Linked DNA regions of Mus musculus: region 2 is linked to region 1. A link is a loop called in an ENCODE intact Hi-C map of the cell type or tissue named here. Cell type or tissue: left cerebral cortex. All regions are shown on one strand. Each heading gives the region's core, and the rest is flanking DNA. Links, peaks and the distances in the headings are about the cores only.

Evidence for each region. Hi-C counts contacts between places; a loop is a spot of excess contacts. Peaks named below come from ENCODE experiments on the same cell type or tissue, not always from the same donor. Only the 100,000 strongest peaks of a DNase experiment are listed, where the experiment ranks them.
Region 2: a loop joins it to region 1, with 2.8 times the contacts of the local background. A loop is called at or near these places in 1 of 42 quality-filtered maps.

What each region holds. Positions count from the first base shown.
Region 1 is chr2:119,031,228-119,039,550 of GRCm38, reverse strand. It overlaps Rpusd2 (RNA pseudouridylate synthase domain containing 2), which reads right to left and starts at 4,761. Exons shown (of 3, transcript NM_173450.3): 1 at 4,083-4,761; 2 at 2,337-2,633; 3 at 1-1,511. The coding sequence starts at 4,727. The coding sequence ends at 792. In left cerebral cortex, for the core only: CTCF peaks have their summits at 3,463 (motif pointing left) and 4,674; DNase peaks (open chromatin) are centred at 4,190 and 4,735; H3K4me3 peaks cover 1,249 bases; H3K27ac peaks cover 566 bases.
Region 2 is chr2:118,898,404-118,906,726 of GRCm38, reverse strand. It overlaps Bahd1 (bromo adjacent homology domain containing 1), which reads right to left and starts at 5,112. Exons shown (of 7, transcript NM_001045523.1): 1 at 4,970-5,112. It overlaps Gm32957 (a long non-coding RNA gene), which reads left to right and starts at 5,547. Exons shown (of 4, transcript XR_003954052.1): 1 at 5,547-5,975; 2 at 7,448-7,540. In left cerebral cortex, for the core only: CTCF peaks have their summits at 2,999, 3,928 and 5,480; DNase peaks (open chromatin) are centred at 4,902, 5,370, 6,153, 6,590 and 4 more places; H3K4me3 peaks cover 3,684 bases; H3K27ac peaks cover 1,942 bases.

The DNA.
Region 1 (8,323 bases), core at 17-8,016:
GTGGATCTTTGTGAGTTCAAGACCAGCTTGGTCTACAGAGCAAGATCCAGGACAGCCAGGGCTATACCAAAACCATGTCTCAGAAAACAAACATACAACAACAAAGAACAAAAGAAAAAAGAAAAAGACACAGATTGTCTGAGTCCATGCCTGTGGAATAAAGAATAAACTGTTTACCAGGAGTTGAGAGAGAGAAAAAGGGAAGAATGTGCTGTACAGTTTCCTGTAGGAATGAGAAATATGTTTTGAAATCTTGAGATAAGGTTGCTCTAGTTTGTGAATATAGTAAATGCCAACAGTGTTTATCTTAAAGCGGTTAATTTTATGCTATGTGAATTTTATCTCAATTAAAAAAAAAAAAAAAAAAAAAAAGCAAGGCATGGTGTTTCATACCTGTATTCCCGCTCTGGAGGCAATGTAGGAGGATTCAGGGTTCAAGATCTGCCTGAGCTAGAGAAACTCAGAAATACTAAGGGGCTTGGAGGTCAGTTGTAGAGCACTTGCCTTCTAATGGATCTAGATTCTATCCTAAGCACTGGGGGGAAGAGGGAAGGGATCGTAAGAAACCAGTAAAAATGGACATACAAGGTGTTAGAAAAAAATGATCTATGTACAGATCTGAAAGCCCCAACAAGCCAGAAGGAAGGAGGTAGCAGCAGGTACAAGCAAGGTTCCTTACTGTGAAACCTTGCTCTTCTCCAAACCTGAGTATCAACCAATGGGAGCAGTCCCTGTCTCAAGGCCCATCCTTGCTCCAATCCAAGAAGCCATTTTTCCAATGGTCACATTCCTCAGTCTTCTTGCCAGTCATCCCGTGCCCAGGCTGGGATGGGTGAGACGTACTCAAAGTCTGGCCCTTTATAGCGGAGGGCATGCAGGAACATTACGAGATCCTGGGGCAAGGGATCCTGTCGCAACACTCGGCACTCGGCACAGAGCGGGTCTGTTTCTTGAGTCACATCTGCTTTAGCTGCCTTCTCTGGTGTGTCCAGATGCTGAGGGGCTGCCTCAGCTATTCCATCTATCTTCTGGGCTGCTGTAGCCAACCCTTCCAGGCTGTCTTTAGCCAACTCTGAAGAGGGAGCTGTCGAGTCTATGAGCCCTGGCGTCAGGTCACTCTCACAGAGATCTAGCATACTCAGGCTTTCTTTGGCCTGATGTTCTGCAACCAGGTCTCGGAGCAGTTCCTCGTCTGTCTTTGGAATGTGGCCACCCTGGCCTCGAGAAGGACCCCAGGCAGTTGAATTGTAGATGGGGTCATTGAGAATCGGGTGGCCCAGGAATTGGAGGTGGACTCGGATCTGGTGAGTGCGACCTGTAAGTGGTCGGCACTGTACCACACTGGAGCGGCCATTGTAGCTCAGCCTCTGGAACACAGTCTCACAAGGCTTGCCCCGGGGATCCACACGGCACACTCCTACCTTGTAAGACACCACTAAGATGGGTTCCTTACAAATTACCTCCTTGTCAGGGAACTCCCCTGCAACCCGGCATACATACTCCTTCTCCAGCTGCACAGGAGGAAAGGGGAAAAAGTCAGTCCAAAGTGAATACAGAGTCTAAATCCTCTCTTCAGGTACACCAGTGTATCTGAGAGAGGAAGATTCAAATTCTAACACCAGCGTTGTCAGTTTCACCACCTGGGTAAGTTACTTAAACTCTATACATCCCATATCTCATCTAGAAAGTATGAAGTCAGGGCAATGGCTCCACAGTTAGGATCACCTGCTGCTCTCCCAGAGGACCTGGGTTCAGTTCCTAGCATCTACATGGTGGCTCACAACCATCCCTAACTCCAGTTCCAGGAGAGCTGTTCTCATTCTAACCTCTGCAGGGGCATGTGTGCACGCGCGTGCGCAAACGAACACACACACATACACATACACATGCAGAACACTCATATAAACTAAAATGAATACATAATAGAAATTCTTTTAAAAAGAAAATATGAACTGAGAAAACATTTACCTCACGGGGCTACCATAAGCGTTTCATAAATTGGGTTCTAATGTGTTGGGGATTAAGTCTGGCGTGTGCTCAATGAGCGAATTATGATCCAGATGCAGAGCATAATCACCACCAGTAAGAATCTTACTTGCACCTCTTTCAACTTTATCCTACTAAGTGAGCTCTCTTCAAAATCTTAACAATGTTTAATGTTTCCAGAACAGCAAACTACCAGGGCCATCTCCAAAGCCCTTCTGAAGCATACAGGATAGCTGTCTTTGGAACTTCAGGTGCTGAGCCTCCTCAAAAGAGGAAGGTTGTAGATGCCCCTCAATCTACTTTATGATTCCTCTGTGTTCCAGTGTACAGCAGGCAAAAGCCTGACTCACCTGCCGATCCCGAACCTGCTCATGGATCTTCTCCGAGACTGCAGCTGTCTTCGCAAACATGAGCACTCCTGAGGTGAGGCGGTCCAGCCGATGCAGTGGGTGTAGCTCTTTCAGTTGGTGCTCCTTGCCTAGGATGAAGATGACCGTGTTGTGTCGGAAGCGGCCACAGGGGTGCACAGGAATGGAGGACGGCTTGTCTATAACAACCACATCGTTGTTCTCAGCTAGCAGGTGGATAGGCTCTGCTGTGACTGGTGGCTCATGTCTGTGCACTGTGTTCCGCAAGAAATCATTGTCCTGTCAAAAACATACGCAACATCAGCCTGGGACCAGCAACCTATAGATAGTCAGTCACCCCAGCTCCTCAGTTCCTTACTGACACAGAGGAACGGTCACAGTAAAGCCTTCAATAGAAAAAGAAGTGGGTGTAGTAAGATCTCATTTTGTAAAAATATACACAGGCATACAGCTAGTTTTGAAAAATATACAAAGTTGATTGAATTTCTTGGTGGTGAGAATGAGTATTTTTGCTTCTTTATATACTCTTTACAATAAAGTTGTATTTTAAGATTTTTCATTACATTCATTTATGTGTGTACATGCATAACAGCGGCACACGCAGAGACAAGAGGTTGTGAGTCTTAGTGGCAAGGACCTTTACCTACTGAACATCTCACCATCCTGACAGAAATATATTTGAAAGTAAATGTCTTTTAAATAGAGAGACAACCTCTACTAGTTACGAACAAACAACACAAGTTCAGAGCTCTAGGCTCTACACACAGATTTGATACAAGCTCACTACATACTCTTGGGCAAGTCATTTTAACGCCTCTAGGACTTGGTTTAAAAACCTATGGTTTTCAAAATCTGTATGGGGAAGGTTATTTCCAAATCCTGAAATTCTCCTTTTCTCCTTACAATCTCTGTGAGCCAGTGTTAATGATAGTAGTCTCACTGAATTTAAAAAAAAAAAAAAAAGGCTGGAGAGATGGCTCGGTGGTTAAGAGCACTGACTGTTCTTCCAGAGGTCCTGAGTTCAATTCCCAGCAACCACACGGTGGCTCCCAACTATCTGAAATGGGATCTGATGCCCTCTTCTGGTGTGTCTGAAGACAGCTGCAGTGTACTAAAATAAAATAAATAAATCAAAACAAAACACCTGCCTAGTATCTATCCCTGACTTCCTAATTCTATACACATGGGAAACGAGTTTCAGTGTTAATATGAGCGCACACTTTGGGAATCGTACTGTTGCCTTACTTTGAGGTTCAGTTTGGTCACAAAGGGGAGAAGAAGCAATGCAAACTCCCCAAAGTTGCCACTTGAGTTTAATGTTAGAGTGCACAAAACGCTTAACTTTGTTCCTGATACAGTTAAGAACACATAAATGAGGTCTCTATTATTATTTGTACAGAGATATATCATGCAGGGTAGAAAGTAGGCAGTGCCCTTGCCACAAGGCAGATATTAAAGGAACATGAGAATTTCCATTTTGTTTGTTGGAAACAAACAGCCTTGCTGGCAAGGATGATCAGGTTAAGTTCTGGAGCGTGGGAAGGCTATCTAACCTACTTGGGGCTGTGGGAAGCGGGGACTAAAAGAGCACCAAGAGAAAATGAGATTGTTTCTGAATTACCATCACTTTACTCCCATACTTATAAGGTGTGTCTGAGAAAACAAACAAACAAAAAAAATCCCAAAACCTTCCCTCCTTTTCTCAAAGCTAGTTCCATCAGACACCACCTTGAGCACGATGCTGAGGTCCTGGACTGGTTCCTCGTTGAGATGCAGGCGTCCTGCCCGGACAGCGGCCTCGTAGTAAGACAGTGGCTGGGATCGGAACTCGGTGCTGAAGACGTGCAACAAGCTGCGGCCCACCCAGCGACCTTTACAGTAGGTCTGGAAGTCAAAGTAATAGGGCCGCACCTTGCGCAGGCCGCCCTCGAAGTAGTAGGTAGTCTCTGCGAAGTGCTCATCGCTAAAGCTCACCCCGGTGCGCCGTTTCTTCGGAGGCGGCACGACCCGTTCCCCAGTGGCGCCCCTCCGCTTTTTCCTCTTGCCTGAGTCGGCGACTGGAGCTGGGGTCTGCTCTCCGTTGCTCGGGAGCTGCCCTTCGCCTCCCTGGGCCTGGTCCCCGCTCTCCGGGACCTGCTTCCCTACCGCCGCCGGCTCCAGGCGCTCCAGGAGCGGCTCTCCGCTCGTGTTGCTACCAGCATCTCCATTTGGCTGAACCAAAGCCTTCAGCCCGCCCGCTGCCTCGGCTTGCGCAGACAGTGCCTCAGTCATCGCCTTCCCACAGCTACCCCAAGTCCGGACAAAGCTGTGGGACCAGAGCGCCACCTGCCACTGCACAATGTCCCGTAGGCAGCCCGGGACACCCCGCCACATGACAGCACGGCTAGCCGCTTCAGGGTCGCAATCTGATGGCGTCACAAGGTAACAACCAATCAGGAAGATCCCAGTACAGAGGCGGGTTTGCAAGAAGGGAAAAGTGAGTTGTTTTCAGAGTTAGGTGTCTGAGGAAGTCCTTGCTTGGAGTACCCTTATGCCCAAGGTCACAGGTAGACTCATTGAAGAGATCAGATGGTATTTCCTAAAGGAAATCTTCGGGAGTGCTCCACATAAAAGACTTGAATGGAGATGATGGTACACATTTCAAATAGATAAGCGCTATTTTCCTGGGTCTGTAAAAAACGCCTAAAAGTGTACTTAAAAGAGGCAGAGCCCGCAAGGTATCGCACACCTGTAGCTCAGAAGGAGCATCAGGAGTTTCAGTTCTATGGTTATTCAAGAGTGTGTCTCAAAATAAAAGCAGACAAGCAAAAGAATAGTAATTATTATTGTTTTAAAAAACGAATACAAGGCAAACAAGCAGGAAAAAAGTACCAATCAGAATGAAAGTTGCTACAGCTATGACTGTATTAGTACCAATTTGTCTACTTTGCTTTTACTTTTGAGGGACAGTGTTGGAGAATCCTAGAGTATCAAGCACTCGTTCATTTAAGTATACCCAGTACTGCTATTGTATGACTTAAAGGCTGCATATTATAGTATGTTACATACCTTGATAAAGCTATTATTATATATATTATATATTACATATTATATATAATTGTATATGTACATATGTATTATAGACATACTCCCCAGAAGCAATTTTTTTCACACCTGCCCTTCCTGCTAACAGCATGAAAAGAACTAGAGATTGCCTATTTGACTTCCATGAACTCTTATCCAGAACCACTTGCACATTAGAACTTCAAATGGATCAAAATTTTATTGCCAAGGTCTTATGTGTGTATGTGTGTGCCAGTTGCATGCACTTGTATGTATGAGTGTGTGCAAAGGTGAGAGGTCAACCTCAGATGACCTTTCTCTGGTGCCGTCCATTTTGTTTAATGAGACAGGGCCTCTCACAAGCATGTACTGCAATGCCCACCTTTTTAATGTCGGTTCTGGGGATCGAACTGAGGTCTATGTTGCATGACAAGCACTTTACCAACTGAGCCTAGCCCTTCCTTTATCTCCCTAGCCTGCTAGGGTTCTTAAATGCAAAATGCTGAAAACTGCACTGGCTAACTTCATCAGAGCAGGGATTACTGGGAGGATGTTAGTACTTCATAGGATTCATAAAAGAGTTGAAGTATAGACTGAGGAAAGAGACCAAATCAAGGCAAGCAAGGCCTCTGAAAACTATCTGTTGCTGGAGAAGAACCCCACTTGGGATGCTGCCACTGTGAGACTTGCTGCTGTGCCAATTACTCTTTGCCCCCACAACCCTTTGTCCCTTGAAAATCACTAAATATATCAGTCTCTTTGTGATCCTATCTCAAGATCTGGAATCCTACAAGGGAGCCAAACTTCCAAGAGGGACTAAATCTGTCTTTATTTTACAGAGTGCCTGGCAATAGTCAGTAATCCCATTATTCTTCACAGTGGGATTTCTCCAAAAAATGTAAATATTTGATTGCTAGTGTCTAAAAACAGGACAAGTGTCTAGTCCAGTTCAAGTATGTGAGCATGAACTTTCTCATGGGCGTTTACTATACAAAATGTTAATGTTGGCTTAGACTATTCTTATGCATTAGCCTTCTGGAGAAGATCAAGAGATGATTTTTATCTAAATGCTTCTATATATCAAAAGTCCCACAAAGGGAGGTGGACATAGGAGGACCAGAATTGTTAGGTCATCTTTGACTAAATAGAGAGTTCAAAGTTATAAACAAAAATTTCTGGGGGGAGGATATGGGGGACTTTTGGGATAGCATTGGAAATGTAAATGAGGAAAATACCTAATTAAAAATAAAAAGGTATTCAGACAATGAAAAAAAAAAGTCTCACCAAATGAAGTGAAGGACAGAAGATGTCCGTGTGGTTTTACTACAGATCAGACTGAGATACCTGAAGCTGTAGAAATCTTTATGCTGAATGCCAGATTCCTAATTACCTGCTTTTTAAAACAGAGGTTGGATTTTACACTGGCTGTGAATACCATAGAGCAGAAGTGCTTAAAAAAGAAAACACTATCTCTTGAGCATGTTGCCTTATTAAGAAATTTACATTGAGGGCTGGTTTGCACCTTTTAACTGGAGATATGACAGAGAGAGAGAAGACAGAGAGAGAGAGAGAGACAGAGACAGAGACAGACAGAGAAAGACAAATAGAGACAAAGTTAGGGAGAGAAAAAGAAGAAACTTACAACGAGGGTAGCATTTTATCCAGAGAAACTTATACATCAGCAGGGTTTCTGCTTCATAGAGTTTGTACAAACTCAGCTTGACCTAATCACAGACACCATGAGTCATAACCACGATTGCCCCTGAGAAACGTCAGTTGATTTTTGCCACATAGTTTCCTAGTAAGTGTACGTAGACCAGGCCATATGTGGAGCTTTGTAACTAGATCCCAGTGCAGTCAATGTCAGATGACATTGATATTGAGTTAGGCAAACCAGGTATTTTCTACCTGGAAAGCACTTTTGCTGTGTACCAGAATATACATTTTTTTGGCTGAAATTACAGGTATCCACTGGCCTTATTGCCAGAAAGGACCACACTTGCACCCCCAAGTTCCTAATAAATTGCATTGTATACAATCTGAGGTCTTTCTGCCTCTTTCTCTCTTCAGTCTCATGTGACCTGGAGCCCATTTTTCACACTGGACTGTTCTTGAACAGAGCTGATATAATTAATAAATTAATTCAATTAAAGCACATATTATAGTGCTTAGTAAAGTTGCTGGATGTAAAAACAAGTCAAAAATCTTATTTCCTGACTCTTCTTGACTTTTGAATGGAAGTTTGCTCTCCAGCCAGGTTGTCAGTGGTTTGTCTGCCCGGCTTGAGAAGCACTAACATACACGTTTACTGTGTACTTTGTGGGCATCAAGCATCTTCTGAGCTCATTTAAAATTTTAAAATATCATTGAGTTTTTGTGGTATTGGAGGTTAAACCCAGGGCCTTGCACATACTGGGCAAATGCTCTCCCACTAAGCTAGACCCCCGGATCCTGTCTCCCTCTTTTGAGTAGAGAACTTCTGACACTGCATTATTACCTTCAAGAAGTGAAAACCACAAACTGGTTCTGATGGTTCGTTCTGACGGAAATCGTATGAGATCAAGAGATAGCCAGGAGATCAGTGTGTATTTATCTAGCACACTCCTGAGCATTTCTGGGAGGGAGGTTGATATGTGGTACAGAAACCGAGAGGGAAAGGCACACCCACTCAAGATGGAATAAAAGCAGAAAGAGTAGGAAGCCTGAATCACCGTGGATGGACACCAGTCTCCAGCACTTGGATCGGATTTGGAGGACTTAAATTAATTGGTAGTGTTCCAAGTTGTTAATTTAGGATTGTAAATTTAAGAAAGTATACTTCTTTAGCAACAGGGTCATTCACAGCTACAGTTTAAAGGCATCTTATTGTGGTATCCAGATATCTGAGAGACTAAATTACAAATCAAGGATGTGAGCAGGTCAGTGGT
Region 2 (8,323 bases), core at 64-8,063, 130 kb after region 1:
CTCACCCCCAGCTCTCTCACCAAGATGCCTGGGATAGATACCCAGACCCATACTGGGACCCCAGGAGCTGGCAGCCCTGAGCAGGATGTTTGAAGCCCATTGCTTCTTCTACTTCTTTTAGCCATCTTATACCTCATTAGCAGGCAAAACCAGGAAATGGACTGGACATACAAACATAATGAAGTTGACATTCAAACCAGTCCATTTTATTCCAGCTATGCGCCTCCCATAAAAGCTAGGCAGGCTCTCATCACCTAAGACCTCCCAGGCCTGACATGGAAGATTTCAGCAGCCTGAGGGGTCAGGACCTCAGAACCTCTGATCACTGGGTGTCAGGAGCCTTCACTACTAAACTTCATAAGCTCTGGGCCGAACATGGTATTTCCCATCTTTTTGAGAGCTCAAAGACAGGGTGTTGGCCCATCAAGACAAGGCCAAGCCCACACAGCTAGAGAGCGCTGGCTGGCGGCATCAGAACCATAGTCCCTCCAAAGTCACAAAGGCACAAAGGAAGCAAGCCTTGCCAGACTATGCTAGCAAGCACCCGCCTGTAACTACTTGGTAACTACTTGGGTCGGGGTAGTGTTGCTCATGTGAAATGCTTCCCCATTGAGAGATGCTGCTTTGTTTATACTCTCCACAACCCATTCATAAAAAGGAGGCCCTTTAGTGTCCGGACTGTTCATATAATGCTCCATAAACCCAGCAGCTTGGGCTGGCAGCTTTGGTTCAACACAGGCTACTTTTCAGCTCTGGGGATTTCCCCCCCCCTTTGGATTTTTTTCTCCTCCTTAGTGACTCACCTTGTGACAAGGCACTGAGGCCAGATGTTGCCTGAGCAAGGCCAAGAGGAACAAAAGTAGATAAAATGAAAACATTGTAAGTCCTCTTAGATGCTAAGATGGAGAGGTGGGAAGAAATGAAAATAATTAGCCAATTTTCACTGAACTCCAATTTCAAGCAGGTATGCTAGGTTGAATTTCTTTCGGGTCTACTGAAATTTCCTTCTTGACTGCTACCCAATTCACGCCTCGCCTCTAAACACCGAGAGTAAGGAGGCACTTCCTCTATCTCTGCAGAAGAGAGAAGAGAAGGGCTCTTTCTGGATTGTAATTTGCATCATGGTTGAATAAATTAAAAGGTTGTTTCCTCTTCTGATGGTTCTAGAGTTGCTGGCTCCAAGAGGGGCAAAATTTGCTCAAGGTGCGGAAACTCAGGCAATGTCCCTGAAAGGAAAGGACTGTGTCCCAGGATGCATGCTGCAGACAGCACAGGCAGATCAGGAGCGCACTCAGGAGAGGCTTTCTGAGGTGGCTTTTCTGTTACAGTAAAAGAGAAGTAGGATTTTTTTTTCTCTCTTAATTGACAGGGGAGAGGTCTGCATTGCCATGGCAACTGTGAGGGGTGGCCTTTCCGATTGGAAGGTAAATGCTGGTTCATTAATCATCAAACTGGGGCACAACTGAAAGGTTTGGGGGAAAGAGGATGGGTGCAGGGGTACATCTGTCTCTTCACTACCTAGTTCCAAACCAGTCATCAGTCTTCTCCCACATCCCCCATGGTGTAGGCTTGATCGTCAATACACCAACTTCTAAGGCACTTGGAATGATAGCATTTCTTCCCCAAAGCTCTACCTTGGGAAGTCAGTAAAAACACTTAATATAAAAGGAACCATACAAATCCCATCCACAGGGCTGATCCAGGGTTATTTGTCAGGGGTTCTCCGAATAGCGTTTTCTCCCTCACTGACACCCAGGCGGAAAGAGGTAAAGCATACGGTAGCATAGACAACAAGTAAACTGCCAACACACAGCAGAGCTGGGTACAGCAAGAGACTGGCCCCATGAGGACAATGGGAGGACAGGACCACAGCCCCTTTCCAACTCCTGTCTGTGTGGTGTCTGTCATGTGAACAATCTTCAGCAGCAGATGGATCAGAAACAGCAGTTAAACATGCCCAAGGCCAGAGCCTTACAGACGTGCCCTATTTATACACCTTTCACAGAAAAGGTCAGAGACCTCCAAGGACTGCATCCATACTGAGCATTTCTAGAAAAGCCAAAGGTTCCCCTCCATCCACACTGAATTCCACATCACACGACACCAAGAGTAAGATTAGACTACACACAGACACACGCGTTTAACTCATTACTTCGATTCCTAAGAACCTTCCAATCTACAAAGCATTTGAGAAGATACCATGTTAGACAATCCATTTTCACAAGCTCACTGGTCAACGCCAAGACAAAAAACAAGTGGGAGAGAAGGAAGGGGTAGGAGCTGGGTGCGAAGGGCAGGACAGACAAAAGTGCTCAGCAGGACTAGCAAATAGCCTTAGGGACATTGCCTAGGGTTAGACTGCAGCAAAAAGAAGCCAGCACAATTGAGTAAGAAACTGACATGTGGAAGGGGTGCTTCGGAAGAAAGATCTGGTAGCTAGCTGTGTACAGACTGGACCAGAAGAGCCAGAGGAAGCAGGAAGAAACTGACCCGGGAACATGGCAACAGAGAGGGAAGGAGGGAGGGAGACACCAAAAAGAACAAACCAACCCCAGCAATGGTAGTGCACACCAGGACGCAGAGAAGAGACTTGCTGCCAGTCCCAGGCTAGCATCCGTTCTAGAGTGATAAGAGGTACAGGAGAGAAACAAGGGAGGAGAGGGACAGAAAGAGATGGCTACCAAAACCATCTCAGTTAATGGCTCAACTCCCCAGGGCCAGCCCTCCCAAACACTCATCTGACAGACAAGTATCTCCTGCCAGATTAAACCCCTGCCACAGAGGGAAATGTTATTTTGGCAATTCCCACCTTCCAGCAGCCAAACCAGGTCACCCTTCTGACTGCCACCAAAAGAAATCACACACAGTGCAACCCCAGCAAAAGGAAAGATTCTCCAGCCTTCTCTGGATTTTAGACATACAATTAAACTCTCTCCAACAAACTTCAGTCTCTTGTGTGAGGTAATACCCCCTTTCCCCACAAGCCTCAACTCCACCCAAGCTGGGGTCCAGACTCTCCTGGGGAGAGAGCGCCGGGGTGCTATGAATGAACTCCATACCCTGTTCCTGCTCCTTTGGCAGACAGCAGCTTTCTCACGGTGGGCTTAGAGCCAAACACAGCCGAGTGCTGCTCTCGACCAGTCCCACTGGTGTGCCACTCCAACCCAGATTTTTCTCAGCAAAAGGCCATGTTCTCAGCTGTTATCAGCCTGAGACTCCTCTCTTCCTGTTCCCAACTTAATCACATGAGGAGGGGCACCGGAGCCGAGTGGATTTTCTCAAACGGGTAAACATCATACAGCCTAGAGCTGCTCACCCGCTGGGGTTAGCGCTCACAGCTTAAGCCAGAGATCCCAAAGTGTCCTAGAACAGTGGTGTCCCCAAGAAATGTGGTCTCTCTGAGGCTTTCCTTGTTGGTGGAAGATTATGGAGGTAGAAGATGGGGAGAAACGTGTCAGGTGGTACAAAAGAAAGCTGGAAACCTTATTTTATGTCTTCAAATTTCTGCCTCAATTTATGGACTCAGCTTTATCATGTCCCTATGTGGGTACCTTCTTGCCCAAGGAAGACGGCTACAGCAATAGTGAAGGCATCGCCAAGCACAGTGGGTGTGTGTGTTGGGGGGTGGGGTCCCTTAGTCCCAATCCAAGTAGCCGCCTGTGCTCTTAAGACTGCCGACAATGGGCCACTAGGAGACATCCCAGGTGGAGTTAAACCTCTACCGAGAGGCAGACTTGCTGAAAGCCTCACTGCTAGCAGGCTCCGCTCGCCTCTGTGAGTCCACCAGCCCATTCGCCACCGGCCAGGGCACTCGGTGCGCACACCCCTCAACCCTGCCCCTCCGCCTTGGCTAAGTCGACCCCACTCTTCCCGGAGCCGCGAGGATATCTGCGGCTACAGACCAGAGCCAGTGCCGCAGCTCCTCCCGGTGGACGCCCCGGCCCCCGCAGTCCCCAGGGCAGAGTCCGGCCCCGTGCCCGCCCCTTGGGGTGGGTGCCCCGGACTCGCTCCCCTCCCCGATACCACTACCTGCGCCCGCTCGGGCGCCGCCTTTGTCCGGCTCTTCACCGCCGAGCGGGCCCCTTGGGCCCGACCTGACCCGGTCCACGGCCCCAGAGGAGAGGCGGCGGGACTGGCAGGGCACAACCAGGCCAGGCCTGGAGCACCGGGTCCCGCTGTCACTTGGAGGCGGTCTGACAACTTCGATTCCCCCCGCCCCACCTCGGACTCGGCCGCCGCCCCGCACGGTCCCCACAGGGCCTCCCGCGGCCCACACTCGCTGTTCGAACCGGTCCCCTTCCGTCTTCGGCGCCTCCCTTCCTTCAGCCCGACCCGATCGAGTCCACACTACCCCTCGCCCTGACGCGGCCCCCATCCCCATCCCCCCTCCGGCAATTGCCGGTCAGCTCCCAACCCGGGAGGGCGCCCCCCACCCCGAGAGGGCGCTCCCGCGGCGACGCCCCCAGCCGCGGCCCCTAGCCTCCGGGACCACGATGGGGGAGGGGGCTTGGCGGGGGCCTTGCCGCCCGCGCACTCGGAGGCGAGCCGGCTCCGCCGCGGCGAGGAAGCACCCCGCGTCCTCCCGCCCTCCGTAGCCCGGGACGCCCGCGCCGCCGCCGCCCGGCCAAGCTGCCACCCTGCGGCCGCCACCCACCCCGCCCCCGGCCTGCGAGGCGGGCGCCCCCCGGGGGCTGTCACCTCGAGGCGCGCAATGCTCCCCGATGGCGGGACCGCAGCGCCGGACCCGGGGGAGGGAGGCGGCGCGCGCGGGCGGGCAAGCAGCCGCACCTGCTTCTTGTCGTCCGTCCGTCCCTTCCCGGGGCTGGCGGGGGCGGCGGCGCGGCGCGCTCGGCGGGGCGCGCTGACGGGCGGCCGGTCCTCTCCCTTTTGCTAGTCCGCCTACCTAGCTCGCTCGCTCTCGCTCGTTCGCCCTCCCCTACCCCCTCCTGGATCCCGGCTCCTAGCTCACCGGGACGAGAGGCGCGGACGGCGCGGCTTCGGGCGCCCGCAGGCCCTGGCCGGGCTGGAATCCGGCGGCTGGAACCCCCCGGGGGCGCTCAATTCCCGGGCTCCACGCTGCTGCGTCAGCGCCTCCTCCTGGGGGCCGGGGCCGGGCAGGCGGAGCGGGGGCCGCGGTCGGGCGGGGCCGTCGGGGGGGGCGGGCGCGCCTGGCCGGGGCGGGCGGACGGCTAGGGCCGGACGGGCGGGGCAGGCGGCCGGACGGGCGAGCAGCGGGGGCCGGGCTCCGGGATCCGCTACGCCGCTCGCGGTTCCCCCACAAACTCCCCGAGAGCGGAGCCTCCGCCGCCCTCCTTCCTGCTTCCTCGTCCTCAGCCAATCAGCGGCGCGCCCCTCGGCAAGCTCCGCCAATCAGCCGCCCCGCCCTGCGCTGGCCCCGCCAGCCAATCCGGCCCTCGGCTCCCCCTCCCGGTCTCCAACCAATCAGAATCGTGGGTCGGTCGTCCCGACGCAGGGGGCAGCACGAGGCGGCCGGGGGAGGCGGTGCGGGGAGTGGTGGGGCCTGGGGGGAGGGGTACGGTGCCAAGGGTGGTGGCGGGGGATGATTTTCTTTGCCGGCTTCTTGTATTTTCTCCTGGTCTTTGGAGCCTGAGCCAGTATCCCATGGTGACCTGACCCTGAAGCCCCAGCACCTCACTGCAGACCCCCACCCTGAAAAATCTTAGCGCGCCCCCTCCCTGACCATCACCCTTCTACATCCCTCTTTCCTCGTAACCTCTCCAGCACCGGCTACAGTAAACTGAGGGTCGAGGGGGCACCTCACCCTCAGGCTGCTGCCCCCATGGCAAAGCTTCGGGAAGACCAACCGAAAAATTCAAGCAAGAACAACACCCCCTTTCCTCCTGAAAGGGCCCCAGACTCGCGCGAAAGGGCCCCGACTCCTGAGAAGCCCCTCCCGCCCTTGCCTCATCTTTCCGACTTCCCTGCTTGCCACGTCTCCTTTCCTTCCTAGCAAGGTCGGTCCTGGCTCGGTAACCCCTCACCCGCATCTCTTTTTCCTCTTTCTGTCCTTCACCTAACGCCCCCCACCCCAGTTCCCAATTCGCCCTCTTTCAGAAGCCAAGTGTGGAACCCTCATCCATTTCCAGCTGACAGCAGAGTCTGGTCTGTGAGTCCTTGACACCCACACACCCTCTTCCACCACCGCGGGGAACATCAGAGCTCTCCGGTGGAGAGGGAAAGGGGCGGGCAGCCCAACAGGCGCGGCTGGACACACTCCTTCGCGTCCCCAAGCTAGTGTAGAACCAGTGCAGACACTTACCTAGCTTCCCCATAGTCGCCTTATGCTGTGGCTCCGTCTCTCACACCCACAGACGTGCTTTTCCAAGCCTGAGCACGCTCTCGGGGTCAGCTGGGTGGGTGGGCACAGCAGGCTGAGGTCATATGAAGGGGTGGGAAGTCCCTGGGAGGTGCGGGAAGGGGCTGTGTCCTGGACACCTTGTAGCGCCAGAGCCAGCCCAGGACTTCACTTCAAGGAGCTGTAATGTGCACACAGTAGGTTCTTGAGAAATACCGAGTCCACCCCTGAACAAAGCCTCATTTCCAATTCAGGCGGGGGAGGGGCGCTTTGGGAGGTAAAGGAGCAGGAGCAAAAAAGGGTAGTGTCAAGTCACCCGAGCCTGGGAGCAGCCGGGGAGGGGCTGGGCCCTGGAACGCCTAGGGCAGAGAAGCGCCCAGAGTGCTGAGGAAGCCTGGTTAGTAAGCAGGAAAAATCGAGCCTCGGAGAGTGGCTTAGGGGCTCCTCCTGCGCTCTATACAGTTCCCCACCTTTCCTAGACCGTGCTACTGACGTGCACTGACCCGGGCAGCTTTTAAGGTAACTAGGGCTGCCAGCCTCTGTGGCTGGGCAATAGCCTGAGAGAGAGAGAGAGAGAGAGAGAGAGAGAGAGAGAGAGAGAGAGAGAGAGAGAGAGAGAGAGAGAGAGAGAAGAGGAGAGGAGAGAGGAGAGAGAGAGAGAGAGAATTCATTTACCTCCAGAACTGCCCCCGGGGTCTCCCAAGCTGCCTACCTAGTCTACAGGACACGGTTTACCAAGGCCGTACTAAAATCGTGGTGCGCCAACTTCTCAAAGGGCCAAAGTCTCTTAGTACCTCTGTCCTCCTACTTCCCATCCTTAGGGAAGGCAAAATCCCAAACCTCGGAAAGTAGGGCACTGAAGGACTTCTCCCTTCACTGAGCCTCCCAAGGCAAAGGTGCTCTGCAGTGCTCCCCAACACTTACAGGCCAACTGTACTTTCCATCTCACAAAATTAGCCCCTCTCCTCAGCCAAGTCCATTATCGTGTCTCATGGTAGACCCCGGTCCTCAGATTGGAAGTAGAGGGTATTTCTGGCCACTTAAGTGAGCAAGGTAGGACAGCAGACTCTGATGATAGGGGTGGGGTGGTTTGAGAATGTGAGGATCAAGAAAAAATTTAACTGGTCACAGGGAAAGAAACTCAAGCGGCAGCCCACGTTTAACCTGGAAACTGACAGAGCCAGAGCAAGACTGCTGGAGTGGGCTTCTCCCTGGCACCTTCAGGTAAACCCCTGTGGTCCGGGTACCAGGAGAAGTTGATTTATTTGAGACCCAGGTGGAAGGGAAGAGGGACTGATGGTGGAGGACCCAGGAGCTTAAGTAGCCCAGCCTGCTCAATAGCCAAAGAAACTCTGTCCTCAGAGCTCTCCCTGTGGGTGGCTGGCTCATTTGCCCCAGGAGGCTCTGGCTCAGTGGGCTTATGGCTGGGGGTGGGGTCTGGAGGGAGGAGCGCAGGCTTTCTAAAGGCACTTGATGTTCCTCCTTTAGCAGCCCATTGATCTCCTGGGTCCCCCCTCTCTCTCTCTTGTTTTTGAACGCTGGTCCACCAGCCAGCCAAGAGGAGGCCAGGGTTTTAGACAGGCTGCGTGTACCCCAAAGGGAGTTTTTGGCCTCCTGTCCTCTTTCACTCTATTTTCAGGACCCCTGCATCTGGAACAATCCTCCTTCCAATCCAGAGCCTTTCCTGTTGTAGAACTATTTAATATCAATCCGGGGTTTCTACCCTGCCTTTGACCATTACGGTCCCAGATAAAACTCACACACACACACACACACACACACACACACACACACACACACACACACACACGAACTCACACACACACACTCATACACTCACACACACAACCTTTATCTTTATAATAAGCCTTAATCAGCACATCTGGGAAAGGCTCCTGCTCCCATGGTTTCTTCCTTAGTGCATGCAGCTCCCATCCCACTCCACCAGAACAGCTGTGCCACTGCCTGGGGGCTGTCACCTTTCCTCTCTCTCGCCAAAAAGGGTTT